Linked DNA regions of Homo sapiens: region 1 is linked to region 2. A link is a loop called in an ENCODE intact Hi-C map of the cell type or tissue named here. Cell type or tissue: mesothelial cell of epicardium. All regions are shown on one strand. Each heading gives the region's core, and the rest is flanking DNA. Links, peaks and the distances in the headings are about the cores only. Region 1 has its middle 19 kb from the start of HCG24. Region 2 overlaps COL11A2 (collagen type XI alpha 2 chain).

Evidence for each region. A loop is a pair of places that touch in the nucleus more often than their neighbours do. Peaks named below come from ENCODE experiments on the same cell type or tissue, not always from the same donor. Only the 100,000 strongest peaks of a DNase experiment are listed, where the experiment ranks them.
Region 1: it touches region 2 in a loop (7-fold over the local background); 12 of 110 quality-filtered maps call a loop at or near these places.

Annotation. Positions count from the first base shown.
Region 1 is chr6:33,122,470-33,125,377 of GRCh38, forward strand. It overlaps the pseudogene HLA-DPB2. Among named protein-coding and RNA genes, the nearest start is that of HCG24, 19 kb to the right of the region's middle. In mesothelial cell of epicardium, for the core only: a CTCF peak has its summit at 1,426 (motif pointing right); no DNase peak of the experiment used is centred there.
Region 2 is chr6:33,173,735-33,176,595 of GRCh38, forward strand. COL11A2 (collagen type XI alpha 2 chain) reads right to left here. Exons shown (of 66, transcript NM_080680.3): 27 at 2,699-2,752; 28 at 2,525-2,569; 29 at 2,282-2,335; 30 at 1,840-1,947; 31 at 793-846; 32 at 431-484; 33 at 277-321; 34 at 139-192; 35 at 1-11. Among named protein-coding and RNA genes, the nearest start is that of COL11A2, 17 kb to the right of the region's middle. In mesothelial cell of epicardium, for the core only: no CTCF peak of the experiment used is centred there; DNase peaks (open chromatin) are centred at 1,357 and 1,728.

The DNA.
Region 1 (2,908 bases), core at 200-2,699, 51 kb before region 2:
TTCCTCTTTCACTAATCCTCCTCAGCACAGACCCTTTATGGGAATCAGCCTTGGGGACGGTCAGGTCAGGTCCCTTCCCACAAGGCCATGTCTCAGGCTGTCTCTCTCAGTGGGGGGAACCCTTGGACAATACCCAGGCTTTCTTGGGCAGAGGTCCCTGCGGCCTTCCACAGTGCATTGTGTCCCTGGGTACTCGAGACTGGAGAATGGCAATGACTTTCACCAAGCATACTGCCTACAAACACATTTTTAACAAAGCACACCCTGCACAGCCCTAAATCCATTAAACCTTGAGTCAATACAGCACAGGTTTTCTGCGAGCACAGGGTTGGGGCTAGGGTTACAGATTAACAGCATGTCAAGGCAGAAGAATTTTCCTTAGTACAGATCAAAATGGAGTTTCTTATGTCTTCCTTTTTCTACATAGACACAGCAACAGTCTGATTTCTCTTTACTTCCCCCATATTGGCAACCCTAAATAAGGGGAATTCTCAGATGGTTCCCTTGGAAATTGCCTTTCTAATTCTGGGGGATTATTTTCTATAGGCCTACCTGATATGCCTATTTAAAAAGCTGGGCTGATCTTACAGTGCTTGCAAAGGTTTAGTAAAAAAGCCATGCCCTTGTGCAAAAGAAAATGAGTCACTTTTCTCTTCAAAGTCCTGAGGTTAAAGGAGTTCCAGTGTTTCAGAGTGCACTCCAGAGGGGTGCAAGCTGAAGCTGGTCTGTCACCCATCTAGAAAAAGAAGTGAGAATAAAAGTATCCTTTCGTCCCCATTCTTTCATTGTGACCCAGGGTGGAGGAGAAGACAGTGGAAGTGTCCTCCCTACTGTTTTCTCTCCTTGGTTCCTGGGTCCTGGCAACGTGTTAAATGTACCACCCATGGTTGTAGGCGTGGTCCTCCAAGCCGTGGAACTGGATAAACTAAGTGATGGGATTAACCATACTTTACCCACACAACCTTAGCTTATCCACCTTATGTGATCCCCTTTGACGTCCTAAATTTGTGTGATCTGCCTGGCTCCCAGAAAAATGGATCTCCAGAGAGACTATGTCATCTTTGGGTAGGCTCCTTTAACGGAGGCAGTGTGCTAGATTGCCTGCCATTACGGCCCATGCTAAGACATTTACCCTTAGCAAAATGGCTCTGGTTAACTTCCGAACCTAAAATCCCCTTGCTAATTAAGTACTATCCTAATTGGAGACGGAAATGAACGTAGGAACCTAATGGCTGTTTTTCCTGCTGATGAGACAGTATCAGAACTAAAATTTCACTACAGAGGACATTTTACTCCAAACTGTTGAAGACAGTGCTTTCTCGTTCACAGAAGAGGCTTTTCTAGCGGCACGAAAGAATTTGGAAGCGGCAGTGTTACGGTAAAAAACCGACAAGGTGCCTGATGAAGAGGATTTTTATTTCCACTAGGTGGTGCTGTTGGCTTAGCACTACCATGTGCTCGCCAGAGAGGATAGAGAGTAACAGTTACTGCCTGTGGCATTTGCCGATCTTCCCTAACAGGAGTGTTTCCCTGAACTGTAAAACTTCCCGCAAATTGCACACACAGAGAGAGAGGACAGGAGACATAGTGACCACGGATACAAAGGAAAGGAAAATTTTGCAACGGGTTAGCTGGAGATCCATTACCAACACCTGGACAGGCTGTCGGAGGCTGCGTTCAGTCCAGAAGCCTTTGAATAACACCAGGGTGTGCCCTGGCCAGAAATTTTCAGTTGCCCCAAGACTTTCCCAGCCTCATGCGATGGTGAAGTTCTCCATGAAAGGAAACTGGTATGAAGAGATTCTTGAGATTAAAGAACAGATTTGACGTTTGCTCTATACTCACCACTCCGATGTTTCTATCTTCCATTCTGATTTGGATCCCGGATGAGCTCCCAAAATGAAACAGCTCCACTGTCTAGGGTATATACCCTGGTTCTTTACCATAGCCGAAAAGAATTCACAGCACGGACACACACAAGGAGTGGGTTTAGGAGCGGAAAGTTTAATAGAAAAGAGGAGTGAGAGGAAAAGCTTCCTAATGCTGATAAGGCAGGTCACCCAAGAGAGGGTCTCCTGTTTCTGGTGGAAAGCAATTGGTTTTGTACAGAGGCTTGAGGAGGCAGTGATTGATTTACATAGGGCTCAGGGGATTGGTTTGACCAGGTGTGTCATTTACATAACCTGCAAAAAGACTGGCCTTCCCACCCTAGTATTTTATTATACAAATGCGGCCTCCACCTGGTGGCGGCCATGATACCTGTACACGTGCTTTAACCTGGAGGCTGCCTTGACACCTGTAAACGTAGAAGGGAAAGAGGGTGAGAATAGCCATATTGAATTACCTGACTTCCAGGAACAGCTGCCAGCATTTACATAAAAGCTTCTAGTTTGCATATCTATGCCTGAGTTTTCAGGCTGCTTTCTGTTAGAGAAAAAATGGCTTGGGGCTGCTTTTTATTAAAGGAAAATTCCACCCAGAACTTTTACCCTTTTTAGCTGCCTAAAAATAATCTCTTAATAACTCGTGTATTAATTTGGCCAAGAGAGAAATCCCGTGAAGGAGACCAAAAAGCACCAGTGAGCCTCTCACTAAACAAGGACCTTTGTCCTAGAGAAAGAGGAAAGAATGAAGGGGGAGGAGGAGGAGGCTCAGGAGGTCACACCATTGATCCCTCTGTTCCTGGGAAAGTGAAAGGAAGGTCATCTGATAAGAGGGAGAAGATGCACACATTGAGTAAGGATGAGGAGAGTGACATGGGTTTAGGAAAGTTGCTGGCGTAATTGGTTGAGAGAGGTGTCCAAATAAAAGTAATACAATTTGCAAAATCTGTCACTAAGACTTCATAGAGGCCCAAATCAGCGACATGGCAGCATTTTCTTTCATGGTAATCAGCTGCCAGATTGCA
Region 2 (2,861 bases), core at 1-2,500:
CCAGATGTTCCCTGTGGGGGGAAACAGAGTCAAGGAGTGGGAAGAGCTGCTTTCCAGCTGTCCCCGAGGTCAGGATGTTGAGGGAGAGCTGGGGCTGAGTGGGCAGGGGGCAGTTGGAGCCTTGTAGAGACCATTCACCTTAGCTCCAGACTTCCCAGTGGCACCTCGGGGTCCCCGCTGACCCCGTGGACCCTACAGAGGGAAGAGGAGTTGTCAGAGAAACCCAAATGCCCCCCTCTGGACCTTGAGCCACCTGTTTCTCTCCCCTGCACTCACCGTGGGGCCCCGTTCTCCCCGAGGCCCTGACTTCCCCGACAGGCCCTGGTGGGAATGAAGCAGAGAGAACATTACCCAGGGTGAGACTCCCCACAGACCCCCTCTACACCTCTCCAGCCCTTCCCTTCTCACGCCCTCCCACCCCCCAGCTTACCCGGGCTCCCTTCTCTCCACTGGCACCAGGAAAGCCAGGAAATCCTAGGGACCCCTGGTGAGAACGGAGAAGGGGGGAAATTGAGAAGTTATGAAAGGTAGGGTTCAGGAAGGGGCAAAGGGGGTCAGGAGAGGCCACAAAGGCAGTGGCCAGGGAGACCCGAGCTCTGCCAAGAACTAAGTGGCCTTGGACAAACCCCTGCTGCTCTCTGGGCCTCTTTCGGTCATCTGTAAAATGGGGGTCAGCTAAATTCCCTCTGGGGTCCCCCACTGCCCTGCATCTGTGCTTTCTGGAATCAGGGATCAGGGAAGCGAAGAGGAGGAGGGAAGAGGAGGAGGGGCACGTATGGGGCATGGCATCACCTTGGGTCCCTGACGTCCAGGATAGCCAGGCAGACCAGGAACACCCAGCTTGCCCTGTGGAGGGACAGGAAGCAGTTAGGAGTGAGAGGAGGCCCAGATGCCACTCCACCCCTGGAGACCTCAACCCTCACATATAACAGCCAGCCCCCACCCAGCAACACACCCCACACACCCCAGCCTCTAGCCCCTCATTGCTTGCCCCACAGCTGCCTGACTTTTGTTGTCTCTCCTTCCCGTGAGTGGATTTTCCCCAATTCTAGTGCTGGGATCCCACCTCCCCTGCGCCTACAGAGGTATCAGGTCCTTCAGGGTCACTGTGATCTAGCTGCTTCCCACATGTCAACCTCAGCTCCATCTACCCCATGAGGGAGGTGGGATCTACCCCAGCACCCACTCCTGCTTCACCAAGACCAATCCCCCTGCAGGCCCTTTGCCCACCACACCCCGACTCCCGTGCATGCCCCCTTCCCCAGAGGCTCCAGGGCTCATCCTGCCCAGGCAGCTGCAGAGCAGGGCTTAGAAGCAGAGATTCTGAAGCCAGACTGCCTGGGCATAACCCCTGGCTCTGCCCTTCACTGGCCATGTAATCAACAAGCATCCCTGTGCCTCTGTAAAACCTCAGCAAAACAGTACGTCACATGCCTACCTCATAGGATAGATAGGACGCATCAGCACAGCACCTGGCACAGGGCAAGTGCTGGGGAGAGTCAGCTCTGGAGACCACAGACCTCACTGCTATTAGACTCTCTCATCTCAGAACTCCTGCTGCTTGGAGTCCGAACGCATGTTCACTCTGCCTTGAAGCAACAGCTACTCTCTAAGCTTCGTCTCCGTCCAACTCTTCGTGTCAGGGACTTTTCCCTGACTTCTTATATATCCCCTCTGCCCATCAGCAGCTGAGAGATGCCATTTACACAGACAGAAGTATGACTAATGCATGGCCATCTTCAACTGACTGGCTGACTTCAGCGGCGGGCACCCATGCCCATCCTGACCCCAGTGCCCACACCCCCAGAGGACCCAGGCACAGAACCCTCATCCCATCACCTTCTCGCCCATGAGCCCTGGGGGCCCAGGGTCTCCAGTCGGTCCAGTGCGTCCCTTTGGCCCCTCAGGACCATCCTCTCCCCTGGAACCAGGGACTCCAACTTCGCCCTGTGTGAGAGGGAAGGACAGGTGAGTGCTGGGGACTGGAGGTGGGCTCTGGGCCCAGAGGAGAAATGGGCAACAGTGAGGCTGAGGAGGGCTAGAGGGGTCCCAGGAGCCACTGCAGGACAGGAAGCCCACAGGGTAGGGATAGTGTAGTGATGGGAGGGCAGGCATGACACAGACCATGGGGCTATCATCCTGTAGGGGTCAGGCTCCCAAGGGAACACAGCACTGGAACTGTGGAGTCTGGAGACTCAGGAGAATAAACCGGTGCTTGGCGTCTCCAGAGTGGAGGCTCAGTAGAACACGGAATTGGGGCCAGTGTGGGGTCTCTACTCACCCTGTCACCTTTCACGCCTATGTCACCTTTGAACCCAGGAAAGCCATCCTCACCCTGAGAAAGATAGAGGTGAGAGGGCACCACAGATGACAGAGGGCTGGGGTTCTAATGGGAATTCTGAGAACATAGGTGGAAGCAGGGGCTCGGGAGCTGGACGGCAGTGCGGGGCAGGCTGGAGGGAAGGCAGTGAAGAGAGGAGATGGCAGGACTGAGGTGCTGGGAAGCTGGGGGCATGGTGCTCACCTTCTCACCCTTATGACCCTTCAGACCCCGAATTCCGTCCACACCCTAGAATTAGAGAGGGGATAGAAGTAGACTGATCAGGGGATGGAGGTGGGTTGGAAGGACCAAGCTCCTAAGACCCCATATAGCTCCCCTGACCACAGCCCTTTGTCTCCCAGCCTGGTGGTCAGTTACCTTGACCCCTCGAGGTCCTGGGTATCCTAGAGGTCCCTGAGGTCCAGAGGGACCCTGGAAGATAAAAGAGAGGCATTTATAAAGGGGCCTCAGAGTGTCACTGTGGGGGCCTCCAGGGGTGGAAGAAATGGAAGTAACAACATTGCTGTCTGGGTAGGGTTAC